Regions from separate parts of the Homo sapiens genome. Here region 2 is linked to region 1. A link is an interaction called in ENCODE POLR2A ChIA-PET data of the cell type or tissue named here. Cell type or tissue: GM12878. All regions are shown on one strand. Links, peaks and the distances in the headings refer to the core of each region. The heading gives the core; the rest is flanking DNA.

Evidence for each region. ChIA-PET counts read pairs that join two places held together with the same protein. Peaks named below come from ENCODE experiments on the same cell type or tissue, not always from the same donor. Only the 100,000 strongest peaks of a DNase experiment are listed, where the experiment ranks them.
Region 2: POLR2A ChIA-PET joins it to region 1 with 12 read pairs; 29 of 35 experiments call an interaction of 5 or more read pairs at or near these places.

Annotation. Positions count from the first base shown.
Region 1 is chr7:87,209,642-87,215,878 of GRCh38, reverse strand. All of the region lies in intron 1 of TMEM243 (transmembrane protein 243), which reads left to right. Among named protein-coding and RNA genes, the nearest start is that of TMEM243, 7.0 kb to the left of the region's middle. RefSeq lists an enhancer at 3,168-3,217. In GM12878, for the core only: no CTCF peak of the experiment used is centred there; no DNase peak of the experiment used is centred there; H3K4me3 peaks cover 3,885 bases; H3K27ac peaks cover 3,635 bases.
Region 2 is chr7:87,157,813-87,164,049 of GRCh38, reverse strand. DMTF1 (cyclin D binding myb like transcription factor 1) reads right to left here. Exons shown (of 18, transcript NM_001142327.2): 2 at 433-555. Among named protein-coding and RNA genes, the nearest start is that of DMTF1-AS1, 8.4 kb to the right of the region's middle. In GM12878, for the core only: no CTCF peak of the experiment used is centred there; no DNase peak of the experiment used is centred there; H3K4me3 peaks cover 678 bases; H3K27ac peaks cover 343 bases.

The DNA.
Region 1 (6,237 bases), core at 367-5,366:
GCTTGAGCCATCGTGCCTGTCCTAGGGATTATTGACAAGACAAAAAACGAAAGGTGTTCATCTTTTGTAAGAAACATAGACCTCATTCCTTGATACCTATGGAATTTTCATGTTAGGTTGGCTATCTTATGAATCCTAGTTTGAATGCCCAGATGCTTTTTACATCTTTTTTGAACCATTCCCAAGTTTTGTGCTATAGTACTTCTCTTTCAGGTGAAAAATATGGCACAGATACCAAGATGATAAGAAATATCTGAAGTTTCCAAGCCTGTGTTATGGCTTAGCATTTTCTAAAAGAGTGCTGTCCAGTAGAAATATGATGTGAGCAGCCATATATGTAATTTACATTTCTTAGTAGCCATATGAAAAAGTATAAAGAAACAAGTGAAATATTAATAATTTTATTTAACCCCTTATTTCCAAAATATTAATACTATCATTTCAACATATAATCAATATTTAAAAAAAAATTTTAAACTAGGCATGGTGGCTCAGGCCTGTAATCCCAGCACTTTGGGAGGCTGAGGTGGGAGAATCACTTGAGCCCAGGATTTTGAAACCAGCCTGAGCAACAAAATGAGATCCTGTCACACACACACAAAAAATTAGCTGGGCATGGTGGCACCCACCTGTGGTCCCAGCTGCAGGCTCGCACCACTGAACTCCAGCCTGGGTGACAGAACAAGACTCTATCTCAAACAGAAAACAAACTGAGATACTTTTACAATTTTTTTGTATGAAGTCTTTGAAATCCAGTATGTATTTTACATTAACAGCCCATCTGAATTCACGCTAGCCATGTTTCAGATGCTCAGTTACCACGTATGGCTAGTACAGGCGATGTCCCAAATCCAAAATCCGAAATGCTCCAAAATCCAAAACTTCCTGAGCACTGACTTGATGCTACAAGTGGGAATTTCCACACAAAAGTACTTAACACAAACTTCATTTCATGCACAAAAATTTTAAAAATATAAAATTGTCTTCCAGGCTATGTGTGTAAGGTGTATATGAAACAAATTTTGTGCTTAGACTTGTGTCCCACCCCAAGATCTCACTATGTATATGTAAATATTCCAAAGCCCGAAAAAATATCTGAAATCAGAAACGCTTCTGGTCCCAAGCATTTTGGATAAGGGATACCCAACCATTTCAGACAGCTTAGTTTTAAAGCAGCTGAAATGTTATGGTGATTCCATAACCAAGTTTGTGAAACATTTTTCTTTGTTGTGGGACTTTGGAAGCTTTAATATGCCAATTTTCATTGTGACTATAGTTGGTGAGGGTGGATGAGTAGCACTTTATAAACTGTTTAGGTGGTGTGGCCTTTTTAGCCCTAGCACAACGCCTTACTCAATTCTTAACTCCAGCTCCCTAGAGCATTCACTAGATACGTTTCTGCAGAATATACTTTGGGAAACATGGTTCAATGAATCGCCTTCCTCTGCTTTTCCCTCCCATCCTGCCCCCTAGGGTAAACTAAAACCTGAAAATGTCCTCCCCTCTTCTGCCCACAACTACCTTTAAAAGTTTTCTTTAGTACAAGCTTTAGTACACAGTTTGGACAGTCTTTCCCACTGTCTTGTGTTAGAAGAGCACTAAATTATTCTCAGGGCTTGCGAGTCAGTCTTGATCTCAACTTATTAGCTGGCTGTGGTATCATCTGAAGTCAGTTTCAGTCCATCTAGACTGGTGAAACTAGGAGGAGAGGGAGAGAATGGTTTTCTCGAGAAAGCAAAGCAGCATCCCATAGCTAGGGCAAATGGGAAAAGAAGGAACACTCTCCACTTGGTGCCATGTAGTGCAAACGAGTTTCTAAATCAGCCCACTCTGTGGGTGGTCACTGATCACAAAATAAGTGACTCATCCTCTAAGAAGGGTGGTGACAGTTCTTGCTCCTTTATTCCTTCTTGGATGTGATATATAAAGTCAATGATTTGGGGAGAAGGTACATACACTGAATTCCTCAGTAGATACCATAGTGAGAGGGAGGCCCTCTGTGGAGGGGGCAAGTGTAGTGGGCTCTGAGGCTCAGATCTTTGGTTCCAAAGACAAAAGTATCTTCCTTTATCCCCATCCCCCCAATAAAAAAAAAAAGAAGAAAACAAAGACGGTGAAAAGCAAGGGCTTTTTATGATTAGTGTTAGTCAAGCAATTCAAACTTGGAGCATTTGGCCTCTGCAAATAATCATGTAAGATTAGAGTTGCTACTTCATGCCATTTTTGTTGTCGCTTATTTAAGAACAAGGATCAGTAGGGATGGTAATAAAATAATTTTTAAAAATGCAAAGAAGAGAAAAAGAATAAAGCTATGATTAAGATAGCTGGGTCTGTGCCAGCAGCCCCTTCCTCTGTCTTAGAGCTACCAATGCTATTCTCTGAGGAGTGCAGGCTTTAGTTTATTTCCTCTAGATAGAGCTTCTAGGTGATCAAGCACAGCTATTTCTCTCAAAGGAGGGTTAGTCACCCAAAGGTGAAACAGTTCTCTCCTCTCCTCTCATTCAGCCTGCCAAAACAACTTTGCCTTTTTTTGTGTGTGCTAGAAAAGTAATTAAGAAAAATAAATGCCATCACTTTTTCTTTAGTACTCTAAGTTTTCTCTCTTCCACCCCTAGATCAGTGGACTGTAATCTCTGGGTGTGGGGCCTAGGCACTGGTATTTCTGGAAGGTCCTCAGGGGATGCTGGTGCATAGGAAGGGTTGAGATGCACTGGCCTTACTCTTGCTGTGTGTAAGCCCAGTCCAGGCTAATACCTCTCCATGGACCCCTTCTTTTAGCTGCCTCTTTGCTCTTCATAAATGTCGTTCTCCTTTCTGCTGTGTCCTCTCTTCTCTAAATATCTGAATTCTGCTCAGTCTGATTCCCTACTTTAGAACCTTCCCTGTAATCCAGTCTCTTCTCACTTTCCTTCTGTGAGCCTGGCTGTCAAAGATGTGCCCTGGCACTTACTCCTTGTGCTGTGAGGGACTTGTGTAGGTCTTGCCTCCTAACTATAGAATAAGCTCTTCTTTAATGGTAGGTGCCAGTTTCCTCATTTTTGTAGCCTTTTTAGCCCTAGGGACAATGACTTACCAAGTTCTTGATTTCATGTATATTAAGTTTTAAGCAAAGTGAGAATTTAGCGTTATCAAAAAGTAACCTACATTCTTGGGACATTCTGAGCTCACAGTAGAAGGCAGGGACTGTTTAGAAACCTGGATATGCTAGATATCAAAACAGGAAATGGTGCTTCAAGCTCTCATGCAATTAAAATCATTTTTCTCTTTTTCTTTCTGCTAAGTTGTATGTAGCAGAGGCCAGTAGTAAATAAAATATTGTATTAAAAAAAACTTAAACTGAGGTCTGGTCTCTCAGAAGCTGATGGTCTACTGAGTTTTCTCTGGATGTGATTTTTGCTGGTCTTTGGTAATATCCTTTGCTTACTGAATTGAGTCACTTTTTTCTTATAGTTGGCTCATAGGCTATGTATGGGTATAGTGACCATATTTTCTGAGTTGCTGAAGGGACATATGGGTGGATAAACCTCAGTGTCCCTGTGAGAATGGTGGAATGCATTTGAAATTGGAGCTGCCATAGAAATTGGGGCCAGGGTGTGAAGCCAGCTCAGCTCTCTCAGCTCTGAGGAGCCTGATCTCTCATTGGTAAGATTCCCCCTTAGACATGGTATAAATAGTGCAAATACCATATTAGCTGCCATTTACTGACCCTCTACTGAATGTCAGATACTCTCTTGTAGGGGCTTTCTATGTATTCTCTTCTAATCCTTATTACGACTTCACATGGTAGACATTGTACAAATATGAAAACTAAGGCTTAAAAGTTGTAACTTTTAAAATACAGGTCCACATGTAGCAGTGGAGGTCATGTGTTTGGGAGAGAATCGAGTGTAAAAGTTGTAAAGGGTGGGTGTGCCCAAATTCTCATAAATGCTTTCTCTTGCACATCCCGTGCTCTCGGCACTGTTCAAAGTCTGGTGTTGCTTTGGGAAGTCTCAGAGCAGTAGTACCTATGGGTCATAATTCGCGGCGTCCTAGAGTTAGCCAGTGAGACAGAATGTCTCCTTGCTTTCCACCTGTGTGGCTGCTATACCTCCGGTTGTCTCTAGTGACAGTGCAAGGGGAAGCTCCTGTACAGTCAGAGCCATGCTGCTCTGAGGGACCCATATTAAATCCCTGGACACAGGGCCTGAGGTTTCTTTATTCAGCTGGGCTCAAAATAAACCTTCTCCCACATTTTGCATCCTCTCGTTATGCTTTTTCCTGGCCCCTTAGGCTTCTGACTGGGCCACTTACACAGCTTTCATGGTGAGAAGTTGTGATTTGGAAGAAGAGAAGCAAAGTCATTTCTGAGAATCAAACTTTTATTTATGGTATTGGGACCCTTAAGTTTGCTTGAGAAATGCAGAACTTTGGAGGCAAAATTGTAGGATGTGGCTCAAGGGTCTGAATCACTCAGTCCAGGTAAACAATGGTAGGAAGTAGCACCCTTTGGGCATTTAATACCTGCTCAATGTGTTGCCTTGCTCTTTCCCCATCCCAGGAGAAGACAATCACTGTCTTCAGTGGCCTGAGGAACTCGTGGGTAGGGAGGGTAAGGGATGAGTATAAAATGGGATTGAGCCTTTTATAAAAGGAAGAACAAAGTGCCTGGAGGTATTGTTCCTAGACCAAACTGAGGGTCAGGCTGCTATTTCTGGTGGCCCAATAATGAGATGCAGTTGAGGAGCTGAATGTTAATAGGTAAGACAATGGGGAAAATGTCCCCAGGGAATTTCAGAGAGCTTCACAGCAGCCCCCACACTACAGGCCCTGAGGCCTGTCAAGGAAAAATGGTTTTGTGGATCAGGTCCTGGACTCCAGTGCCCTGTGTCACAGCTGCTCCAGCTCCAGCTGTGGCTAAAAGGGGCCAAGATATAGCTTGAGCTGTTGCTTAAGAGGGTCCAAGCCCCAAACCTTGGTGGCTTCCACGTGCTGTTGGGTCTGTGGGTGCACAGAAGGCAAGAGTTTGGGAGCCTCCGCCTAGATTTCAGAGGATGTATGGAAATGCTTGGATGTCCAGAAGTCTGCTGCAAGGGGGAGCCGTTATGGATTGCATTGTATGCCTGGAAAAGCCACAGACACTCAGCGCCAGCCTGTGAAAGCAGCTGTGGGGGCTGTACCCTGCAGAACCACAGGGCCATGTGGAGTTGCTCAAGGCCTTAGGAGCCCACTCCTTGCATTAGTGTGGCCTAGATGTGAAACATAGAGCCAAAGGAGGTTATTTTGGAGCTTTAAGACTTAATGACTGCCCTGCTGGGTTTTAGACTTGCATGGGGCCTGTAGCCCCTTCATTTTGGCTGATTTCTCCCTTTTGGAATGGGTCTGTTTACCCAATGCCTGTAACCCCCATTGTATCTTGGAAGTAACTAACTTGTTTTTGATTTTACAGGCTCATAGGTGGAAGGGACTTGCCTTGTCTCAGATGAGACTTTGGACTTGGACTTTTGAGTTAATGCTGGAATGAGTTAAGACTTCGGGGGGACTGTTGGGAAGGCATGATTGGTTTTGAAATGTGAGAAGGACATGAGGTTTCGGAGGGCCCAGGGGCTGAATGACATGGTTTGGCTGTGTCCTTACCCAAATCTCATGTCAAATTGTAATCTCCACATGTTGAGGGGCAGGGAGGGACGTGATCAGGTCATGGGGGCAGTTTCTAATGGTTTAGCACCATCCCCCAGTGCTGTCTCATGAACGAGTTCTCATGACATCAGATGGTTTAAATGCATGTGGCAGTTCCCCGCTCCCACACGCTTCCCCGCTCCCGCCCTCCCCATCTGTCCCCCCTTCCCCTCCTCTGTCTCTCTGTCACCTCCTCCCCCTCCTCTCTCTCTGTCCCCCCTCCCTCTCCTCTGTCTCTCTCTCTGTCCCCCCTCCCCCTCCTCTGTCTCTCTGTCCCCCTCCTGTTTCTCTCTCACTGTCCTCTCTCTCTGTCTCTCACTCTCTCACTGTCTCTCACGCTCTCACTGTCTCTTGCTCTCTCTCTCTCTCGCTCTCACTGTCTCTCTCTCACTGTCTCTCGCTCTCTCACTGTCTCTCGCTCTGTCTCGCTCTCACTGTCTCGCTCTGTCTCGCTCTCACTGTCTCGCTCTGTGTCTCGCTCTCACTGTGTCTCGCTCTCACTGTGTCTCGCTCTCACTGTGTCTCGCTCTCTCGCTGTGTCTCGCTCTCGCTCTCTCTCGCTCTGTCTCTCACTGTCTC
Region 2 (6,237 bases), core at 860-5,859, 52 kb after region 1:
AGGCGTCTTCATTGTTGCCCAGGCTGGAGTGCAGAGGCTATTCACAGGCACAGTCTTAAGGGTCCTAGAGCCTTGAACTTCTGAGCTCAAGTGATACTCCTGTCTTAGCCACCCGAATAGCTGGGTACAGGCACGTGCCAACACGCCTGGCTCTCTCTGGCTCCTATACACAAGATATTAGTCCATTCATATATTTACCACTGAAGTGAATGTATTTTCCTTTGGCACAAAAACTTAAATATATTAACATTTACATGGTAAAGATCCAATAATTCATTAAAATTTTACTATGCAAATTACTATTTGAAAAGGACATCATTCATTTTACAATAGTAATTATGCCATTCCCAAAATAAAGGTAAATGGAAATCATGATCTAGTTTTGACAAATTTGCAAATCATGTGAGATCCTTGCAACAGAAGCAGACTTACCTAGACAACGGATGGATCAGCTACAGCCCTTCCCACAGAATCAAGTTGCCTTCCCTTAGCAACCAGCATCACTTTCATGTTACCCAGATTGTTTCTCTCCCATGTTCCTATCTCCGCAACACTCTGAAAAAGTAACAGCATTACACACAATAAGGCTTAATAAGAACAAACGAATAGTATAGCAGTATGCTGATGACAATCTAGGCCCAAGCCTCTGTGATATCTCATCTGGAAGAGTAAGACAAAACCAGAATTCTTTTTTAAGCAGAATTTTTGGAAACTGGCCTCTAAAAGTATTCCCCAATGAAGGACAGAAATGATGACTATTCACAGGTAGTTTCTTAACCCAAGTGGCTCTCATCAGGCAGACAAACGTTCTCTGAAAAAAAAAAAAAAAACAGGCTCAGCTATGCTAGTGATTCTATGAACTGTAGACTGTGGTACCATTATGTAACATGATGTGTATATCAATCAATACAGCACCATAAATATTATTAGTAACTATAGTTTTCCTTTATAATTATTAACACCTCTTTATGTTTTATCTTAAAGCATTAAAAATTATATAGTACCCTATTCATCCAGAAAACCCTTTTAAGATGACAGATGAACAACCCTATCTAGGAATCTGTGGAAAAAACAAAAACAAAACCTTAAACAATTAGGCCAGAAAAGACAAATTACAAGCTCTTGAAAGCAATGTGAAACTTTATGAAATATGAAATGGTTTTTAAAGGTTTCTTTCAATAAGCTTCTCATCTTTATCCTCAAAAGCCAACCAAAGACCTTAAAAAAAAAAAAAAGCACATGATTTGAGGTTCAAGGGGACGTTTCAGCAAAAATTAGGGATTAAAATTCTAATTTTTGCGGCATTCTAATTAGATCCTCTTTGCATTTTCAGTGAAAAAGGTACAGATCCTGCTGGAGAACCATTAAGCTATTAGATTTCATGTTGTTATCATTCTGAATCCATTAATTTTTTAAAGGCTGGCTTTTTTGTAATACCTACTACAAAAGATGGGAGAAAGAAATGTAAAAAAGTAAAAAAAAGAAGGTTAAAATCATCCATAAACTTCCCAACGATTTTTCATACTCTTTGTAGTTCCTTCTAATCTCATCTCCCGGTGTATGTGTGTCTGTGATTATAGTGTATTGTGCAATTTTATATCCTGCTTTTTAGAATCTGCTCAGATTGAAAAGTGTGAAGGAAACCAAGGTAGGCATCTAACAAAAGTTATTACTTAAAACTTAACACTGCACCAGGCGTGGTGGCTCACCCTTATAATCCCAGCACTTTGGGAGGAGGATCACTTAACCTCAGGAGTTTGAGACCAGCCTGAGATAGTGAGATCTAGTCTCCAGAAAAAAAATAAAAAATTAGCCAGGTGTGGTGGTGTATGCCTATAATCTCAGCTACTCTGGAGGCTGAGGTGGGAGGATGGCTGCAGCCCAGGAGATCAAGGCCGCAGTCTGGGTGAGAGCGAGAACCTGTCTCAAAAAATAGAAAAGCAAAAAATAAAACTTATGCTGCAATAAAAAGCATGACATTATTTAACAGTTATCCGTTACTGGACATTTATGTTGTTCCCAATTTTTAATTTCCTTAACCCATACTGAAAAACATATTTTTACACTATTTCCTTGAATATTAGTAAATAAAAATTGTTAAATCAAAGGATATGACAAAATTTCGAACTTTTCAATCATACTGCAATATATTTTCCCAAAAAATTGCACAAATTTATATCCCAACCATTGAGATGCAAACTGTACTCTTGGTAATCTTGCCAATAGTTATTTTTTAAAAACTTCAAAGCAAAAAGTACAATGCTTATTTTATAGGTGCAAAATGGTCACAGGTTTAACATTTTAATGATATCATTTCAGGACCCCAGTTAATCCACAACGTTGAGAAAAAGAACAGGAATCCTGGCTCCTTTTTTAAAGTTCTGCAACTCATGTTAGAGATTAGTGAATGATTCTATGCTACTTTGTAAATTATCAAGCTTATTTGTTCAATCAACAAATATATCCAAATATATTACCTCTACTATATGCAGGTACTGGGGATACAGTCACCTTTTTTGTTTTTATGCTGTCATCTTTTGTGGTTTTTGAGATGGAGTCTCACTCTGTTGCCCAGGCTGTAGTGCAGTGGCACGATCTTGGCTCACTGCAACCTCCGCCTCCCAGGTTCAAGTGATTCTCCTGCCTCAGCCTCCTGAGTAGCTGGGACTACAGGCGTGTGCCACCATGCCCAGCTAATTTTTTGGTATTTTTTTAGTAGAGATGGGGTTTCACCATGTTGACCAGGCTGGTCTCGAACTCCTGACCTCAGGTGATCCACTTGCCTCGGCCTCCCAAAGTGTTGGGATTACAGGCGTGAGCCAATGTGCCTGGTCCCGTCATCCTAAATATGTTCTTGACTCACCTTTTTTCCCCTATAGTCTGAGCTATGTGGTCAGTACATTTATTAATATTTAAGAAACTGACCTAGTTTCACTTTTAATGGGTAACACACACAGTTCAAGATTCAAAAGGTAGGTTATTTTTATTAATATTAGTATTAATACTAATAATATAAGATATAAGGTATCTAAATGAAGATGTCAAACTGAGAGTTAAATATATAAAACTAGAGTTCAACAGGCCAGGATTAGACCTATAAATCTTACTGGCATACACATTGTTTTTAAAGATTTCTTAAAGAGGTTAGAGAAGACAGCCTAGATTACAGTTCTAGAGCACTCCACTAAATTTGGGAAGTCAAACAAAGGAGAATGAGAAGGACCAGCTAGAGAGATGCAGGAGAAAACCTAAGAGGTATTAACTAAGAAGCACAAGAGTGTTTTTTCAATGAGCATTAAGTAGTTAACTATGTTGAAAACTGCTGGGGGGAAAGATAACTGAGAAGTAGCTACGTAATCTGGCAATATGGAGAACTGGTGCCTTTAACAAAAGTAGTTTTGGTGGGAGTAGTAGAGGCAGAAGCCTTACTGAAGTATGTACAGAATTAGAAGTAGGGAAGAAAAGAAACTACAGGCCGGGTGTGGTGGCTCATTTTGGGTGGCTCCCAGCACTTTGGGAGGCCGAGGCAGGAAGATCACCTGAGGTCAGGAGTTCGAAACCCGCCTGGCCAACATGCTGAAACCCCGTCTCTACTAAAAATACAAAAATTAGCCGGGTGTGGTGGCAGGCGCCTGTAATCCCAGCTACTCGAGAGGCTGAGGCAGGAGAATCACTTGAACCCAGGAGGCGGAAGTTGCAGTGAGCCAAGATCGTCCCATTGCACTCCAGCCTGGAGGACGAGAGTGAGACTTCGTCAAAAAAAAAAAAAAAAAGAAATGACAAACTACTGATACTTTTTTCACGAAGTTTAGCTTTCAAATTAGAACAAAAGGACCAAGTGCAATCAAGACAGTTGTTACACAGAATACATCTGTATTCTGATGTTGGACTAAGAAACGGTGGTGAATAAATCAAAATAAATCAAATTGTGATAGTAGAGTAGAAAGTTTAGTAATTTAGTGCCTTTATTCCAATTCATTATACATGAACCTATGGTTAACAACTTTTGGAATCCCTCCCCATTTGGTTTATCTGGAAAACAGGAAAATCGCCAACTCTGCTATCACTTTTTTGGTCCTTTTTGGAGCAAAATAAAGACAGTCATGTAACACGTAACATTTTGGTCAACAATCAAATGTGCATATATGGTAAGCCTGAAAGATTATACCACTATATTTTTACTGTACCTTTTCTATATTTAGATATGTTTAGATACACAAATACTTGCCATTGTGTTAACATTGTACTCAGTACAGTAACACGCTGTACAGGTCTGTGTATTTTCTATGATGCTCACATGCAATCACCCAAACTGCATTTCTCAGAACTCTGTCATTAAGCAACACATGACTGCACATCAGCTCAATTTTCCTTCTTTGTAATGGGTTATACCATATGTACTATTTTTACACTAAAAACGAGAAGATACAGAAGAAAAATAAACACAATTTTAACAGCCATTTTAACTGAAGTGGCATTTTTGCATGTTTTCATCATTTGCTGTGTATCTTTAAATAGCACAATACCTTAGCACGTTAAAGAAAAAAATACCTGAGGGTAGCAGCAAATCCAAATGCAGTTAGGAAAACCATGGACGATCTGCTTGAGATTTCAAGAATTTTGAATAGATGTGAAAATTCTATTGGTGTACAGCTTTATGAACAAGGAATTCAGCTTTATCATCAGTTATTAGAAAGCTGTGCAAGGAATTAAGTTTTATCCATAGCTTTATCAGTGGAGAGTGGCTTACAGAAAGAACTATCAGATGTGTTTAAATTTTAACAGCCCTAATGTTTTGGCATTGCTGTTATTTATGCACTCCTTATTTATAGCTTTGATAGCTTTAATTTTCTAGTCTTATCATGTGCCTGACAAATGTAGTTATATGCCTTACTGACATTTCCATTAAAAACTTTAATTTTGAATTATTCATGCATAACTATGGAATTTGTTACACTGGGCTGAAAGTTGACAGGATTTCAACCACCATCTGTAAATTTTTATTTAGATTATGTATCTCATAATCTTGTTTTTTAAAAGAACAGGGGAAACATTTCTTGTAATCTGCTGTTTAACAAATAATAGTTTTTTAAAGTTAGGCAGTTTACAGTGAGCCAGATCATTTTTGTATTGATTGAAAAATACAACTTTTAGAAACTTAGGTTTCAGTATTAACGACAGCATTTAGCTTAGCATTACTTGTTGTTTGAATCATTTAACTCTAAGGAAGACACTGGTTAAGAATGTTTTCTAAGTTTTATACCCTATAAATGAAGACCTAAAAAAAGTATAAAATGAAATACAGTGAAATGTACAAAATTCCAGTTGACTTTTATTACCTAAAATTTAAATGTGTACTTAATAAATCTTGAGTGATTACTTGATAAATCACTAGATAGGTGGTACGTTTCAACAGTTATTTAATGCTTTCTGAAGAAATAATTTCTGGTCATTAAAAACTAATCATGTTCTGCATCAAGAATTATGGCTTTCTAAAATTATTATAACTCTTAAAGTTTTAACTCATTGATGACTCAAGAATAAATTTTAGAAAACTTAGGATAGCATTCTGTTCCTGTAACAATCTCAATGAAGTTTTTTTGCAAGACTAAAATGTATTTGATTTATTCCTTAAATTTTAGATTTTGTTAGATGCCATTTAAATAATGGTACAGAATTCACTCCTTAGAAGCATTTTTTCAGACAAGCTGAAGTGGTTTTAATAAGACTGAGTACTATTTAAATTACCTTTTAGAATTATTTTAATCATTGAGTTTTTAAACATGTGGCATCTTTACCAAGTACATTGGAACGTTTATTATTGACAGAACAGGTTGGGATACAATAAGGACTTGGGATAAGTCATTTCATTAATAATCAATACAAATGCTGTGCGTTTTAATTTATAAAACCATACAGAACACCTTCTGCCAAACTTCAAAATTTGTATATACTTCTGGGCCACAAAAGTTGATAGTTTTATTTATGACTACTTAGATTGTTATTTATGCATGAAACAAGGCAGGAAAATACATTGAGAATTATGTTTACAGTGAACTTCTTTAATGCATCATATTTCTTAAAACATACTTTTAATGTGTACTTAGTATTTTAAAAACCAAACAAAACAATTATACAATTGCAGGTTTGTACATGTTGTCAATGACAAAAATAAAACCATTCTGGTGGCTTAAAAAAAAAAACACATAACCTTAAGTGTGGTACAAAACTCTTATA